2 separate regions of the Homo sapiens genome follow, and region 1 is linked to region 2. A link is a loop called in an ENCODE intact Hi-C map of the cell type or tissue named here. Cell type or tissue: sigmoid colon. All regions are shown on one strand. Links, peaks and the distances in the headings refer to the core of each region. The heading gives the core; the rest is flanking DNA.

Region 1 (7,972 bases), core at 1,013-6,012, 200 kb after region 2:
TTGCTTGTATGACCAGAAGTTCACCATAGTTTGACCCGCTGCCCTAGGATTCGGTCTGATTTTGCATTTGCCTCAGATTTTTTATTTTTATTTTAAAATAAAGTAGTATATAAATAGTTGCGTGAAAATAATCTTGGAAGAATTTTATAAACTTTCACTTTATACTTCCAGCCTCCACTTTGAAATGTGCTACTTATGCATGTACGGTGAGCAGAGTTAACATACAGTTAAATCTAAAGGTTGACAGGCAATAACACATTTTACTAATTTTGACTCTTTCCATATATAACCTGATATCACACTTCCCTTTCAAGTTCAGTAGGTGGGGCATGTGCAGTTGAGCACAGATAAATACAAAGAGTAGGGATAGCCAACTCCATTGGTCTCCGGCGATGGTGGGAAAAACATTCTTTGCTGCTATCTCTGCTTGGCCACTGGTGCACTAGTAAGTTGTACTGTGGCCTGTGCCAAATTTGCCTTTGAGCTACATAAAGCAGCTTTAAGAAGAGAAGTTCTTTGTAACTCTTGTAGAGAAATTCTTGCAGTAGCTCAGACCAAGGGCAGAGGCTCTGCTGGATATATGGAGATAATTGGTTGCATCAGTCAGGAATTCCTAGAACTCAGAGAAGCCTGAATGCCCCAGGTCTTTTTCCTCATGAGTTGACATTTGCTCTCCCTCAGCAGCTACATTCCTGATTGCCATCTTCGTTTTCCCCTCCATTCTACGGCATCTGCTTCCGGCAAAGGTGGTATGTCTCTCTCGCTCCTTGTTCAGCTGTCCTCTTCTGTCGCTCAGGGCTGTTGAATTAGGCACAGGAATGCATCTGGTCTTCTCATATTCTTAGCTCCATGCAAGGGTCATTGGTTTACTTCCTCATGGTACTTACTTTTGGGGAGCTCCTTAGGGTGTTTGAAATTTGCATAGAAATATGCTCCTCTCAAAATCTTTTCTTGACTTGGTCTTAAATTTGGTAGGTGTTTTCAATAGATTCTGGGTTAGGCTGTGTTGTTTCCTAGTATCACTAAAAATTGTTTTTCTCTCTGCTTTTAATATTTGTTATTTTATCCAGGTTTTGGTGAATAAAATGGGGAAGAGAAATGCCTTAATACCTCTGTTTTAACTCTATTTTGGCTTCCCGGTGGGCTTTTTGGTGGTTATTCTTCCTGTACAAAGACCTAGTCTAACCTACTACCTTGTTTTCCTCTGGATTAATTTTCTCTCTTTCCATACTTCTCTCTTTCTCTAATACATATACACATACTCAGACATATAAACTCACTCTAAGATCAGAGTAGAAAATGCTTTTTGTTTAGTATGAGGTAAGTAGTAAATACTTGTAGGTTAGCAGTGAAGAACTCTGCGATATGGTAGTGAAACAGAATAAGAGGAAATTAATAACATAAAAAATTGCTGAGATTGACTTAAGTAATGCTTTTTGAACTCTATCAACTGAAGTAGGCTTTTTCTCTCTCTCTAAATCTCTGTTCCAGCTTATTACCTTGCAAGTCTGATGTTGCCTAAATAAAGAACAGATTCTGGGAGTCTTTATAAATGAACTTACAATGTCCTTCAAAAAACACTGAACTATGATTTCTCAAGGAATTGAAAATAAAATAGGTCCATTTCCACTTAACTGCTCTGATACTGACATTCACAAAATATAAGTAAAAAGAAGAGATACTGGAACTTTGTTCAATAGTTCTATGTTTATTGGCTTCTTTTTTAAAGGTGAGATAAATTTTAGAAAAGTACTTTAAATACTAAAATCATAGGATGCATTCTAAGGGAGACCATATTTCATCTAAATCATATGGAGAGTTATGAATAATTGGAAGGATTTTGACCTTTAGTTTGAGTGAAATAAGAAGCAAGTGTGAAGTTTTGAAGAGTAACACAATATGACATAACAGGATCACTCTGGTTGCTGTGTGGAGAAAAGACAGTGAGTGCAAAAACAGAGAGATCAATTAGGAGGCCAATGAGAGAACTCAGATAAGAGATGATGCTGGCTTAGATCAGGGTGGTGGCAGTGGGAATAGTAAGAAGTAGTAAAGTTAGGAACATACTTTGAAGACAGTATTTGCTAATGGACAAGATGTAGGATGTGAGCAAAAGAAGGAAGTTAGGATGAGATTTAGCTTTTTGTTCTGAGAAACTGTAAGAATAGAGTTACAACTACCTGAGAAGAAGACTAGAAAAATCTGGTCATGAGGGAAATAACGGGAACTCACTTTTGGACATGTTTTGTCTGAGATGTTTATTAGTCAAATAGAGTGGTTGCGTAGGCAGTTGGTATGTATGGATCTAGAGTTCAAAGAAAAGGTTTTGCCTGGAAATATAATTTGGTATCATAGCATATAGATGGCATTTAAAGCCGTGAGTCTGGATGAGATCACTACGGAGTGAATGTGGAAGGAAAGAAGAAAATCTTGGGCACACCCACTTTTAGAGTTTGGTAGGTAATGAGGAACCATCTAAGAGATAGAGCAGGACAAAAGGAAAACCAGGAGAATATAAGGTCTTCCTTCAAGGAATAAGGAGTGATCAACTGTGTCAAATGCTGATGACAAGTCAGGTAAGACAGGGACTAAGAATTGAACATTGCATTTAGTAATGTGGAGATCCTTGGAGATCTTGAGAAAAGCTGTTTATATTTACATGTGCATATTTTTAAATTAACTTATTCTCTTCTATGAGTATCCAAGCACCACAAAACAGACACTGTGTTTTCTTTGCTCACCAGAATATCCACCACTTAGTATAATAAGCATGTGTAAGTAGTTGTTGAATAAGCATATTCACTGAGGATGACCAAATTTTTATCTTTATTTCAGATCTTGTTCTCAGTTCCTAAATAATATATTAAACATTCATGGGAAACTCTCTCCCTGGATTTTCCACAGTCACCACCAATTATTAAGGGACTACTACAGACCAAACTCTGACCTTGGTCTTGGAATTAGAGAAACAAATTAAATAAAATCACCCTCCTAAAGAAGTTTGTCATAACTGGGGAGACAGACAAATGAACAGACAACTAAAATGCCCTTGGATAAGTTTAGTGATGAAAGTGAGGGAACTTTGTGAAGATGTGGAAAGAATACCAGGTGGGCCCAGGGGTGAAGGTAATGGGAATGTGGGGAGGTGAAGACTTCTCAGAGGCCACATCTTTGAGCCTAGTTAGCAGGCATCATCCAGGTGAAGGCATATGGGAAAGGCAAACCACAGAGCAGCATGTGTGAGATATGTGGGCGAGAACAGACATATCCTACAAATAGATACATATATTTCTTCTCAGCTTTTTTCTGGTGTGAACCCACCCTCCCATCCCTATGCCTCCCATCTTCTCTAGCTCTATTCTAGGTTTTTAAATTCCTAGTCTGTTTACTTCTTTCCTCTTTCCCTCTGTTCTACCTCCTTATTTGTGGCTGACTCCTCTTTCTAGCATAGTGCTTTTTCTGATTTCCGATTTCCTAGGCAGAAGCTTACTTCTTTGATTTAACTTTGAGTTCAATCTGATAATTATCTTCCTCCATATGCAGCCCTGAGTGATATGCCTGGACTTTAACTCCTTCTCCATTTCTTTCCTTCACTCCAGAGGGGCCTGAGACTCACATTGTTTCTCTTTCCTCTTTCATGTCTTCTTCAGAATCATATTCTCTAGTAAAGCCTGACGACCTGAAGTTTCCTAAACGTACCATTCTATTTAACACTTCTGAATGTCTCTTATGCCCACCATGAGCTTCCTCCCCAGCACACACTGCCCTCCTCTGGTGACTTACATTTATTCTGCAAGGTAACTAACAGATTGCCTCTATAGTAATGCTTTATCAATATAGATTAAATTAGGCTACAGTAACAAATACAATTAAAATCTGTGACTTAACAAGACAGAAGTAAATTTCTTGTATTTGGAATATCCTGCATGAGTCTGAGAGATGATCTGAGGAGGCTGTCCTTTTTGTAGAGGCCTAGCATTGCAAGATCTTTTGATCTTGCAGGAACTCCACATCAACAATGGGAGCAGGTTCCCATTGGAGCAGGTAAAGCCCATGGCCATGGGGACTGGTAAAGAGAGCATGGAAAATTGTGCACTGGGCTATTAAATGCTTCTGCCTGGTAGTGACATGTGTTGCATTTGACTACATTTCATTGGCATGTGTCCATGCATATATTCAAAGAGGAATGTGCCCCGAAGGGAAGGAGAACCAGAAATCTTAGTGATTACCAGTAATGTCCACTTTGTGGGACATATTAGTAAAACGGTATTAGTGAAGACAGAAGAGGAAATTCTGTGGCTTATTGGTTATCATTAGTAACTTATTTACTCTGTAAATTATATAATTTCTCTCCACCTTTGTTTCCTCAGCTCTAAAAATTGGAAAAACAAGAGCACCTACCTTGAAAGAATCATTGTGAGCGTTAAAGTGCTTAGAAAAGTACCTAGCACAAATTAAGTTATCAAAAAAGCACCATCAATTTTTACTGTGAACTCTTCCTTGAGCTACCTGCCTTATCGCCCCACCTTGCTGAATGAAGTATTTTTTCCTCTGTGTTTTTACTTTTCTTGGTGTGCAATCATAAATAGGTCCCTTTATCTCACAATTGATTATTTGTTTGGATGAGATTATGAGTTTCCTAAACCCCAAAATTTTGTCTATTCAACACTGTACTCTGGAATTTAACACAGTGCCTACCATAGAGTAGGCAGTCCATATATGCCTTGTGCATGAATGAATAAGGAAACAAAGGAATGAACGAGCTTGTAGTTTCAAAGCTCTGCACTGGGGAATAATAATGTTTAGTCTTATAAACTCTTCCTATCTTTTTTTCTAAAGTTCCACCCTTTGATGATATTCGAATTCCGAAACTACTTGTAGACAAATGTTAAAAGAATGGAAGCATTTTTTGTCTGAATATTTCCATACTTACAAGTATGCTTTCCTTATTCAAGACCTCAACTATGCTACTCACGGTGGCCCACCAGCTAGCAGCCTCAGTATCACTTGGGAGTTGTGATGCTGAGACTTGCTGACCCCACCCTAGACTTACTGAACTTCAGACTCCACCTTAGACTTACTGAATCAGAATCTACATTTTAACAAAATACCAGGTGATTCATATGTGTACTAAAATTTGAGAAGCGCTGGTTTACAACACTTACTGGAGTTGCCAGAATGAGCTTATGTACCGCCCCATTCATGTGGCTATGAGCTAGAGACTGAGAGAATTCAGCTACAGTGAAGTTGTTTTGGTTGACATTGTTTCTTCTGGTTGATTTAATACTGAAGAAAAAAACTTGCTTCAAATAGCTCTAATATTAGCAGAATATGTTTAGTATTTGGGGCATTATGAATTTAGAAATGCTTTGCTTGGGAAGTTAAAGGGTTTGACAGTTAACTTGATTAGTATTAATTGACTTTTTTGGGGGGGGGTCACTAAATGTAAAAAGCATACCTGAGAGAATGAGGAGGGGAAGGACATTGTGTAAGTAACAGATGGCTTTTGTCAGATGGTTTTATGACATGTAAGGTTGAGGTATTTCTTCTATACATTAGCTGACCCTTACAGTGTAGAAGACTTTATATTGCTTCTTCTATAACTTAGCTGATCCATATATTGTGGAAGACTTTATGTAAGTTCTTCTGTAAATTAGCTGACCCTTTATATTGTAGAAAACCCTGTATAGGTTCTGTGAAAGAGCTCAGGCAGCTTGACTTCATGTATGTCTATAAAGTGAGTAGTAATGGATCCTGGATAAAACCTTAAAAACATATTTTTAAAGTGTGCACAAACTGTACTCCCTGCTGTAAGTATTTTTCATGTGAATGATTGACGGTGATGCTTGATGTCTGCAATGACTCAAAGCAGGGAAGAGACTTGCCACAACTAGCTCACACATGAGCGGGGAATAATAGGGAAGCCAACAGAATCTAGCAAAAGAGTGATTTGGCATTATTTTAAAGTTTCTATTTCAGGGACCATCAAATGACAAGTTTTACCCACAAGGTCTATTTCATGATCTTCCTTGAAACTCTGTATAGAAGGAAATCTCCTATCCTCCCTCATAATAAGTAATACATTGCAGCATAGGAAATGCTAGTGCAGGGTTATGTGAGGAATTTCTTTTCTATGTGAAAAATTGCCAGAAAATTTCTTACAACTTTGAGGATGCTTTGGGTTTATGGGAGATAGTACAGGATACTGATAGGGTTGTATATAAATGTGGTCCATAGTTTTTTTTAAATAGTCACCTCTACCTAAGAATCATCAGGCTAGATTTGATCCCCAAAATTGCTATCTTTTTCTTAGTAGCTGTACATTTCTGGGCTGCTGAGATTGCGATATTCATTTTGTTTTACTCACAGATAGAAAAGCCATTAAAGATTTATTGGATAATATATTCATAAGAAAGTGATAAACATTCAATATTATCTATCAAATGAAAAAACACATGCTGATTTTTATCATATTTTTCTTGTTTCTTTAGCATACCTATTTCCTAGAAAATGTACCAAACATAAAAGAAACATGTTTACCAGGAGATACTGCTGTATCTTTTTAGCAACCATAACAAACAGTTTGCACAGCTATTTTAACTTGTTTTGATGGATTAACTGGTACTTATGACAACAATTTCTTGAGTAGATGATTATTTTGTAATGTTATTATCAACAATATATGGAAAACATCTTTCTGTTATGAGAAAGATCAGACATTAATGATGAAATAACTGAATGGAGATATTTCTGCCTTAACATTTCTTATTCATGTGTTTGCCAAAAATATTTCTATACTGTTATCTCAATGACATGGTGCTAAATATATATACTTTCTACAAAATCAAATTTGTCATGTTCATATATAGTACTTTATGTACATTGTCATATCCCCATAGTTACCAATCTATCATAGTGGCTCAGAAACAAAGTTTGTGTTTTCTCCTCTTTGTTGTTATGTGAACAACAAAGCACTTGCATAACTTAAAAAAATAACAGGTAAATGAAGCTTTGAAGGCAATTGCTTGTTTAAGAAGTAAACATCAATTATAAGTGAATAGAAAAGCCCAAAATAGCCAAAACAATTTTAAAAATGATGTTGAAGGTCACTTACTTTCCAATTTGAAAATTTATTTTAAAGAAATTCCAACATTCCTACATAACACCATGTCTGGTTCTGATGCCTGCTCTGTCTCTACCAACTGTATTTTTTGCCTTTGGTAGGCCTTGTAATTTTTTCCTTGTAGCCAGACATGATGTACCAGGTAAACAAAATCACTTGAAATAGGCCTTTAGAAATGTGGCAGTGAGGTGTTGGGGGAGGCAAGCATCATTCTACAGTTTTGTGATTTGGTCTTTCACTGGACATGTGCCACTGGACTTTGAGCTTCACAAATGTTTCTTGATTTTTAATTCCCCCTTGCAAGGTGGAGTTGGTTATTTCCTTCTCCTGCAGGGAAAGCTAGAGCAGATTGTACCCCCCTGGAGTTTTTAGATCTCAGAGTTGTCCACATTGAGCTTCCAGCAACTCATCAATTACAGTTCAGGTTTTCCTACCCTAGCACTGATTCCTGCCGTGGTTTCCTGAGTGGCTGCTATGGTAAGCCATGACTCCCTTCATTGTCCATCTATCTCTCCAATCCTGGGGGCTGCAGTTTGCCCTGTGTCCTCAACTCTTTTATGGATACTAAAAAAGTTGCTGATTTTTCAGTCTTTTTGCTTTTTTACTTGATATGAGGACAGAGAGGCAACTTCCAAGCTTCTCACATGCAGAACTGGACCAGAGTATTTATTAATATAACTTTATTGAAGGATACTATAGACATCATATAATTCATCTATTTAAAGCATACAATCTAGTGATTTTTTTACCAACTTTACCAACTTGTATAACCATTATCATAAATAAGTTTTAGAACACTTCCATCACCCTGATAATATCTTTCATATTCTTTTACTGCTAATCCCCAAC
Region 2 (7,972 bases), core at 1,975-6,974:
CACATTCTTCTATATTCAATTTCTATCCTACAGTGTGACCTTTTAAAAGGTCCCAATCCCCTATTTATATCCTTCAATGGCTTTTTATTGCCTTTAGAAAAAAAAATCCAAACTCTGGAGCATAATTTATAGAGAGTTCTTCACAAATGGCCTTTATTTGACTAACTTCTCTTTACGCTTCAGGTCCCAGTTTATCTATTAATTCCTCCAGGGATCCTTCTCTGGTGCTCAAGTCTGGGTTGTCACCCTCAAATGTTCTTCTAAGGTGCTTTACAGTTTCTTGTTTTAGAACAAAACACATTGCATTGTAATTGTTTGTTTAATTGTCTGTCTGAGCAGTCTAACACTGCCAGGGCAAGGACCATGTCTTCATTAACTGGGAACACACTGGGAGGGAAACAGATATAGTCCCTGTTGTAAAGACATTTGCAGCATGGTGAGAGAAATTGACATTTTCTAAGTAATTACTCAAATATAAGCAGAACAATCCTTTTTGGAGATTTTTAAACTGGGGTTCTCTATTCCTCTTTACTGAAATCATTCTTGTCATCTTAGTGTTCTTCTCCCATTCATTGATTTAGGAAGAAGGCAAAGACAGACTAGAATAATGAGATCACTGATAAGTTTTGAATTTAATAGTTCATAGTATGACAGTAATCTTGAAGGCCAAGCTTTCAGTTGCAAGAGGTAGTCACCCCAAGGAGAAAAGGGGTTCCTGAATTCCAAAAGCTTCCCTTTAACCCATTTCCCATTTAGCAATAAAAGGTGCAGCTCACTTCCAGGGCTCATTTAATTATACATAAACATGCTTTTTGAGGCCGAAGCAAATCTGACTGATTTTTAATGTGAAAATAAAATACGAAAACTGTTCATGGAGTTATTTCTAAACAGCACTTGTCTCTAATCCTAATGTAACAGAAAAGTATATGATGTTACATTAGGATTGGAGATAAGTACTCTCAGGGCAAATGGGAAATGGGTTAATAATCAATACTCAAAGCTTGGGGGACTAAGATAAAATTTTACTCTAACCTCTAGGGCAGGGAGGGTGAAGGAAAGTTATACAGGGAGAAGACAAAAGCCCTCCTTGGATCAGGTAGAGGATCCTGAAACATGAGGGAGAGAACAGCAAAAGAGTTTTCCATCCTTGCTTTCCTTTCCATAACTCAGGGAAGCCTCTTAGAGAAGCCCTGAGTTTGTCATGATGCTGGAGAAACATGATACCTTGGAGGTTGACAGCAATGGCTGAGGCAGGTGATCAGGTGAATGGGCTTGATACAGGGATAGAAGTCTAGAATTCCAGAGTCTTTTAGAGAGGGAAGATTGATGGAAAAAACATGCTGTAGGAACTGACAAAAGGTCTTGTTTATAATTGTATCTCAAGCATCAACTAGAGTTTACTGGCACATAGTAGCAATTAATACATATTTAGTGAATAAATTGAACGAATGAGGAATAGAAGAACAGGAAAGAAACTGAATTTTTATTTATTTAAAAGCAATTTATAAAGAAAATTGTCAGGTTGACCCCCAACATACAGTCTCTTAACTGAGGAATTGATAGTCATTCTTTAATTTCAGGAGAGCAACCTTATGATTGAGTGATCTGAAGGAACTAACAAAATCCTTATGTTCTTCTTATGTTCTTGGTTCATCTACATGGCTCCAGAATATGACAGATTACTTGATCTAAACTTTCTGCAACATATTTCATTTCTTATATTAATTTCTGGTACAACTGTTCCTGTCTAGTGCCTAGCACAGTGTGTGGTACGTAGTCAACACTCAACACATATTTGTTGAATGGATTGCTAAAGAATTCATTTAGGCTGGGCAGGGAGGCTAACGCCAGTAATCTCAACACTTTGGGAGGCCAAGAGAGGTGGATTTCTTGAGTACAGAAGTTCGAGACCAGCCTGGGCAACACGGCAAAACCCTGTCTGTATTAAAAGTACAAAAACTACCCAGGTGTGATGGCATGTGCCTGTAGTCCCAGTTACTCAGTGGGTTGAGGCAGGAAGATCACCTGAACCTTGAGAGGTTGAGGCTACAGTGAGCGGTGATCTTGCCACTTCACTCCAGCCTGGGAAACAGAATGAGACCGTGTGTCAAAAAAACAAAAAACAAAAACAAAAACAAAAAATCATCTAATCTCCAGATCTGAAAACTTTGGAGGAAGAAAAGATTCCCTTCTCTCTTAAGTCATATTTGTGCTAATTATCTGCTAAGCATCTGGTATAAAGTAGGTTCTCCAAAATATCTGTTGAAGAAATTAAATGAATAAAGAGGGAAAGAAGGGGAAGAAAATTTTGGCTCACCTTGCATACTTCTACCACAGAGATCTTTCCAAAGAACTTATGTCAAGCTTAAAATCTGTTCTCTCTTCATTGCCTTCAATATTATTTTAAAATTTGCTTTTGCCATGAAACCCTACTTTCACACTTTCAATCTCATGATCATATAAACATTGTTAGAGGATATATTTTAAAAATAATTAGCTTTTTTCCTTCTTTTATGCCTTTTAAGAAGAATGGATTCTTAGGAAGAACCTTTCTTTTGCTGAATAAGGTATGTGAGGCATGAGTTGTAAAAGCAAGTGAAGGTGGTAGTCTATACATAAGAGATAGAGAAATGTAGGCATCGGGGTATATGGTTGTAACCTACATGGCATCCTTAGGTGTAGATTATCTGCTGTCTACTGAAGGATGTTTGATCTGTTCTAATTCTTGCTTTCTACTATGGTCCACTGCTGACCTCTCTGCCGGGTAAACTTATGCATTCCTCTTTCTCAGCTTGGACAAGATGTGATTCAGATTTTCCCTTCCTGATAACTTGGCCTCTCTTTAGCTCTTGATAGTTCTGAGACACTTTTGAGTCTTTTTCACACCCTCCATTTGCCATTGGCCAAGAATGTTCACCCTGCAACAGCAGCAATAGCTTTGCCCCTGCTATGGCAGATCCCACAATTGGCCCATGGGTTCTCATCCCAGTATCTCTGTCACACAGGAATAGAGGGGCAGCCCTCTATCTCTGTGGCTGACCATACCTCTCCACTGTCTTCCTTATACTAGATGTGGCCACTTGTTTGTCAGAGGCCACTCTGCAGAATGATGTCCTCTAATACCTTCAGATAGGGAATGCTCTTCCCCACTTGTTACAACCTACTTATCCCACAAAACCTTGAAGCCAGGAGGTTGGGGCACAGATCTGATTGCTAATATTCCTGACTTCTATCCCTATTTCCCCCCCAAACCATGAGGTTGGAAAGAATGGGCTTTCTCTTTCTTTTCCTGCATGATGAAAATTTCTATTTTATATCCTTCACTTCCTTAAAAGACTTTTGCCTTTCCATTTTCTTAAAGCTATGATTTGAGTGGGCCTAAGGAAATAGAAAACCTGTTTACCAATAGGGAACACACATAAGAAGCTATTGAAAATATTTTTATCCTTGATGTGCTCTGAGAATTAGAGATTTAGATGAGAACTAGGTGTACTCAGGTTTCTGTGGGTTCAGTAGGTTAAGAAAATATGTAACACTTTCTCATAAAGTGGAAGACTAGAAATTAATATTTAACCCAGGCTCTAAGGAGAGAGGATTTCTTTAGTGATCAGAGTTATTCCTGGAAGTGGGGATATAGCAGTTTCATTCTGAGTTCTGGGAACACTTAACTCTTGTGTAGTAACTGAAGTTTATACCCTTGTACAATTGCACTTAACTATTCTTTTACTATAATGTCTCTGCCCAAAAGTCTGTCACCTTTAAATTTATATGATTTTAGAGCAGGGACCTTGTCTTTTTTTTTTTTTTTTTTTCATTTCCCATCATTGTATCTCCAGCATTCAGCAGCATAATACCTGGCATGCAGTAAGTGCTCAAAAGTTATATTTGTTGAATAAAAGACACCATTTAAACCTATGGTTAACAAGTAATATTTCACTTTGAAAGTGGCAATATTATAAAAGGCCACAAGATGGGCTCATTACTCTGTGAAAGTTTGTGAAATATTCCTGAATCATGACATTAACCGTTTTTAGGAAAAAAATGGGGGAGACTTCATATACGTTTCTGAACCTTAAGGAGGAATTAAAATACTTTTGGTGACAGATCCTAGCAACCTTTAGCCATTTCCTTATGCATTTAAAAATTGCATTAAAAGAAAAATCACAGTGTTATTTAATTATCATTTCCTCCTCCAGCTTTGAAAAACAACAAGGTTTTATCTTTATTGCTCTTACCATATTTTCCTTAGTAGGAAACTGAAATATGTGTCTTGCTATTTATGGGATAATAAATTATATTTCTTGTTCTTAGTCTTCAAAATGTTGTTTGTCACTTTTTTTTTTCATTCAAAAGAGTAAGCTTCACCAAAGTGAATAGCCCTTTTTCCTAAACCAATGTGTTTTGAAAACTGACCCTATATTAGGAGATTCTAAATTGTTATCTCATTTGATATTTATTAACCAAATGAGGAAACTGAGGCTCAGAGAGTGTAAGATTTGCCCAAGTCATCTATTATATAGCAAAGATGGTACTTAAGCTCAGTTTTGTTGACTATAGGTCTCAACAATTTCATTCCTTCAACCAAACATTTAATGAGTGCCCTGCTGGTGACTGTCACATGCCAGGGGTTTGAGACATGGAACTGAATAACGCATTGTTTCTTTCCTGGAGAGCCTCTAGGTCTGTGGTGAAACTCTTCAGCATTCCAGAGAATGTCAGATGGTATGTATGGTGCTCCTGTAAGGGATTACAGAGTGCAGGTAGGGGATGTGGGGAGGAAGGGGGAAAGGACTAACTAGTTAGTCTCCTGTCCTCTGTTTGTCTACTGGAACTGCAGTCCTAAGCCTTTCTCAGGTATTGTAACATTGTCTATTGAATGGGTCCCATGAACTTACCTTTGACATATTTTATTCATTAATATTTATTAAACATATACTGTGAACATATACTGTGTTCTAGCAGCTGGGTATATAGAGGTGAAGAAGGAGGAAAAGAGCTAAATTTTAGTGGGAAGACATAATAAACAAAAATAAAAGCAAAAGCAAAAGCAAAAGCAAAGAAGCAAGAGAATGTAAGCTGGTGATAAAACGAGATGAGATGATAAACAGTGACTGAGGAGCTACTCCAGATGGGATTGCCTCTTTCAGTAGGTGGCATTCCAGCTAAGCCAAGAATGGTAAGGAGGAGCCAGGTTGGCAAATTCTAGGGGAGGGCATTCCAAACAGAGAGAACAGTCGGTACAAAGGCCTGAGGGGGAAAGAGGTTATTGCTCTCTCAGTTTGGGAAGAAGGAGACAGAGCTGTGTGGCACTAAAAGATTCATCCAATATCATCAGCTTGTTATTTAAGCAGCTGACATTAGACATCTAATGTCCAGGCTTCCCCTGGAGATAAGCAGTCATTGGTGTGTGTCTTTATAACAGCTGCAGGAGTTGCTGCTCATTTTAAGTGACTGGCATGCACTATCAAGCAAAAGAAAGAACTGCTCTGGAATTGGCTGTTCTTTAGCTGAGGAAATTTAGGATTATGTCCTCTTAGGATGGCTCCAAGCCAAACAGGACATCCTGGCATCTGAAGTCATGATGCAACTGTAATGCTTTTCATGTATTCACCATGCTCATATTAACTATCTACTGCCAGACACTGAGTATAAAGTAGGAAACAAAGTCTCTGCCTTCAAGGAGTTTGTATCTGATGACATTAAGGCCAGTTGTTGCAGAATGGCTTATGTAATTTACACATGGTTTGCTTAGGTTCTCTTTAGTTTATCCATTATTTGACTACATTTAGAACTCTTGTATTTATTGGGCATTTGAACAAAGAGGGAAGTGACACCAATTTTCAGGATTTCAATTTTCCCACCACAATACCAGCTGAGTTCTTTTTATAGTGGGAATTCTTCTCTTGAAGATACATGCCATTTCAATTATTCTTGCCTATAAAGATCTTGAGCATTACCACTGGCATCATTGATATCTGCCAGACAGAATGTCTTATTTCTACAGTTCTGTTCTATAATGTAGATTCAGACTCACCCAGTGCTTTCTCACCCCTGCTTAGCTTCTGTCTCTCAGGTCAGGGTCATTTCTACATGGTTTCTGGCCCCATAGTTTGTTATATGAGAAGCAGAAACATATCACTCAATGGCCCAAATCTCCTAAAGCCAATTGAAATCTTTCCATAATTTAGGCTAGCTAGAAGAAAAAGTCAGGGGAGAAAAAACCAAACTACACTGTACACTAACCTTTTGATACAAGGGATGACATCACCTGTGTGAATATGGTATAATTTATGTCCTCACATCTTACTAATTCATTGGAAAATCCTCCCAATAGAACTTGCAACCCCCATAGAAGAGCTATTTTACAATTTTTTCTTGTCATTGGAAGCAAATATTAACAGACTCTGTGTATGGTCTATTGTTCTTAATCAAAGTTTTGTAAATAGTTTCCTATTGCCTTTTGTTAGTTGTCTGTTGCTGCAATAGCAAATTACCACACATGTAGTGTTATGAAGCAACACACGTTTATTATCTTAAAGCTCTGTAGGCCAGAAGTCTGACAACCAGTCTCACTGGGCTAAAGTTAAGGTATCAACAGGCTCAGTTACTTTCTGAAGGCTCTAGGGAGGAATCTGCTTCCTTGCCTTTCCTGCTTCTAGAGGTCATCTGTACCATCTGACTCCTGGTGTCCTTCTTCCATCTTCAAAGTCAGCAACTTTGCATCTCCATGACTTTTTAACCCTCACCAAGTCTCTCTTTAACCAAAGCCAGGAGAGGTTTTCCATTTTTAATTATTCATGTGATTAGATTGGGCTTACTTGGATAATACAGGCAGTCTTTTCCTCTCAGTGTCTGTAAGCTTAATCACATTTTAAAAGTCCCCTTTGCTTTGCCATGTAAGGCAACATATTCATGTGTTCTGAGGATGAGAATGTAGACATCTTTGGGGCCATTATTTTGCCCACCATACCTTTCTCTAAAAAAAAAAAAAAAATAATAAGATGCATTGAAAACTGGATGCACATAACTCTTACAAATCCCCTGTATAGAAATCCCCATTTCAAATGTTGATATATATGTATGTCTCTCTAAATAAAGGGAGAAAAAGGTATTCACTTTCTATCACAAATAAAGTGAGGAAAAGTTTTGATTAAGTCATTTTGACATTAAAACTCCCATCCCTTCCCCTCCCCTCCCCTCCCCTCCGTTCCACTCCCCTCCCCCTCCCCTCCCCTCCCTTTCTCTTCCTTTCCCTCCTGAATGTAGATGGAAGGAAAGTGAGAGGAATATCTGTGGTTTTGGCTACTCAGCTTCTCTTGTCTTCTTGTAACAAAAATGTCCTCTTAGCCTTTGGTGGGGGAAGTGTGGGTTCTATTTTTTAATTCATATTGTGATATTCTGGTAGAGTTTCCAATCATAGTACTCCTCTAGCTACTTGTCTCAGGGCTGTGCACATGATCCAGTTCTATCCAATTAGATTATCATGTTCCCCTGGACACTGTGATTGGCTCAGTAGCCAACCAGAATACTTCCCTGAGATTTGTTTCCTAAGTAGCTCTCTGGGGGAAATTTTCTCTTTCTTTCTTTACTGCAAAAAGCTGAAGGAGTATGATTTAGAGCTGCTGGTTCTATGTCTCTCACTACTTGGGGAAACTAAGACTGATGAGAGATGATCCTGGGGAGTTACTCCTTGAGGTCTTCAAAGCTTCTTTGCTTCCTCTTTGAGTCTATGATTATGGAAGTGTGTTACTAATTAATCTCCCTTTTGTTTAACCTTTTTTGTGTTGAGAGTTGTTTCTTGCAGGTAAAAAAGTCCCAATCAGTAGAGGTGGTTTTCCCTCTCCTAATGCCTATTTTCTTTGACTTTGCTACTTATCCTGTTAATTCATTGGGTTTCAAAGGCAAATCTAAAGTTGAGGATGTCTCTTATGGGAAAAAGATTAAGAAATAATCAGAGGAGATTCTGAAATGA

What was found. Peaks named below come from ENCODE experiments on the same cell type or tissue, not always from the same donor. Only the 100,000 strongest peaks of a DNase experiment are listed, where the experiment ranks them.
Region 1: it touches region 2 in a loop (2.9-fold over the local background); 5 of 110 quality-filtered maps call a loop at or near these places.

Annotation. Positions count from the first base shown.
Region 1 is chr4:142,879,427-142,887,398 of GRCh38, reverse strand. All of the region lies in intron 3 of USP38-DT (USP38 divergent transcript), which reads left to right. Among named protein-coding and RNA genes, the nearest start is that of INPP4B, 37 kb to the right of the region's middle. In sigmoid colon, for the core only: a CTCF peak has its summit at 3,785 (motif pointing left); no DNase peak of the experiment used is centred there.
Region 2 is chr4:143,081,468-143,089,439 of GRCh38, reverse strand. All of the region lies in intron 1 of USP38-DT (USP38 divergent transcript), which reads left to right. Among named protein-coding and RNA genes, the nearest start is that of USP38-DT, 99 kb to the left of the region's middle. In sigmoid colon, for the core only: CTCF peaks have their summits at 3,807 and 4,008; no DNase peak of the experiment used is centred there; H3K27ac peaks cover 855 bases.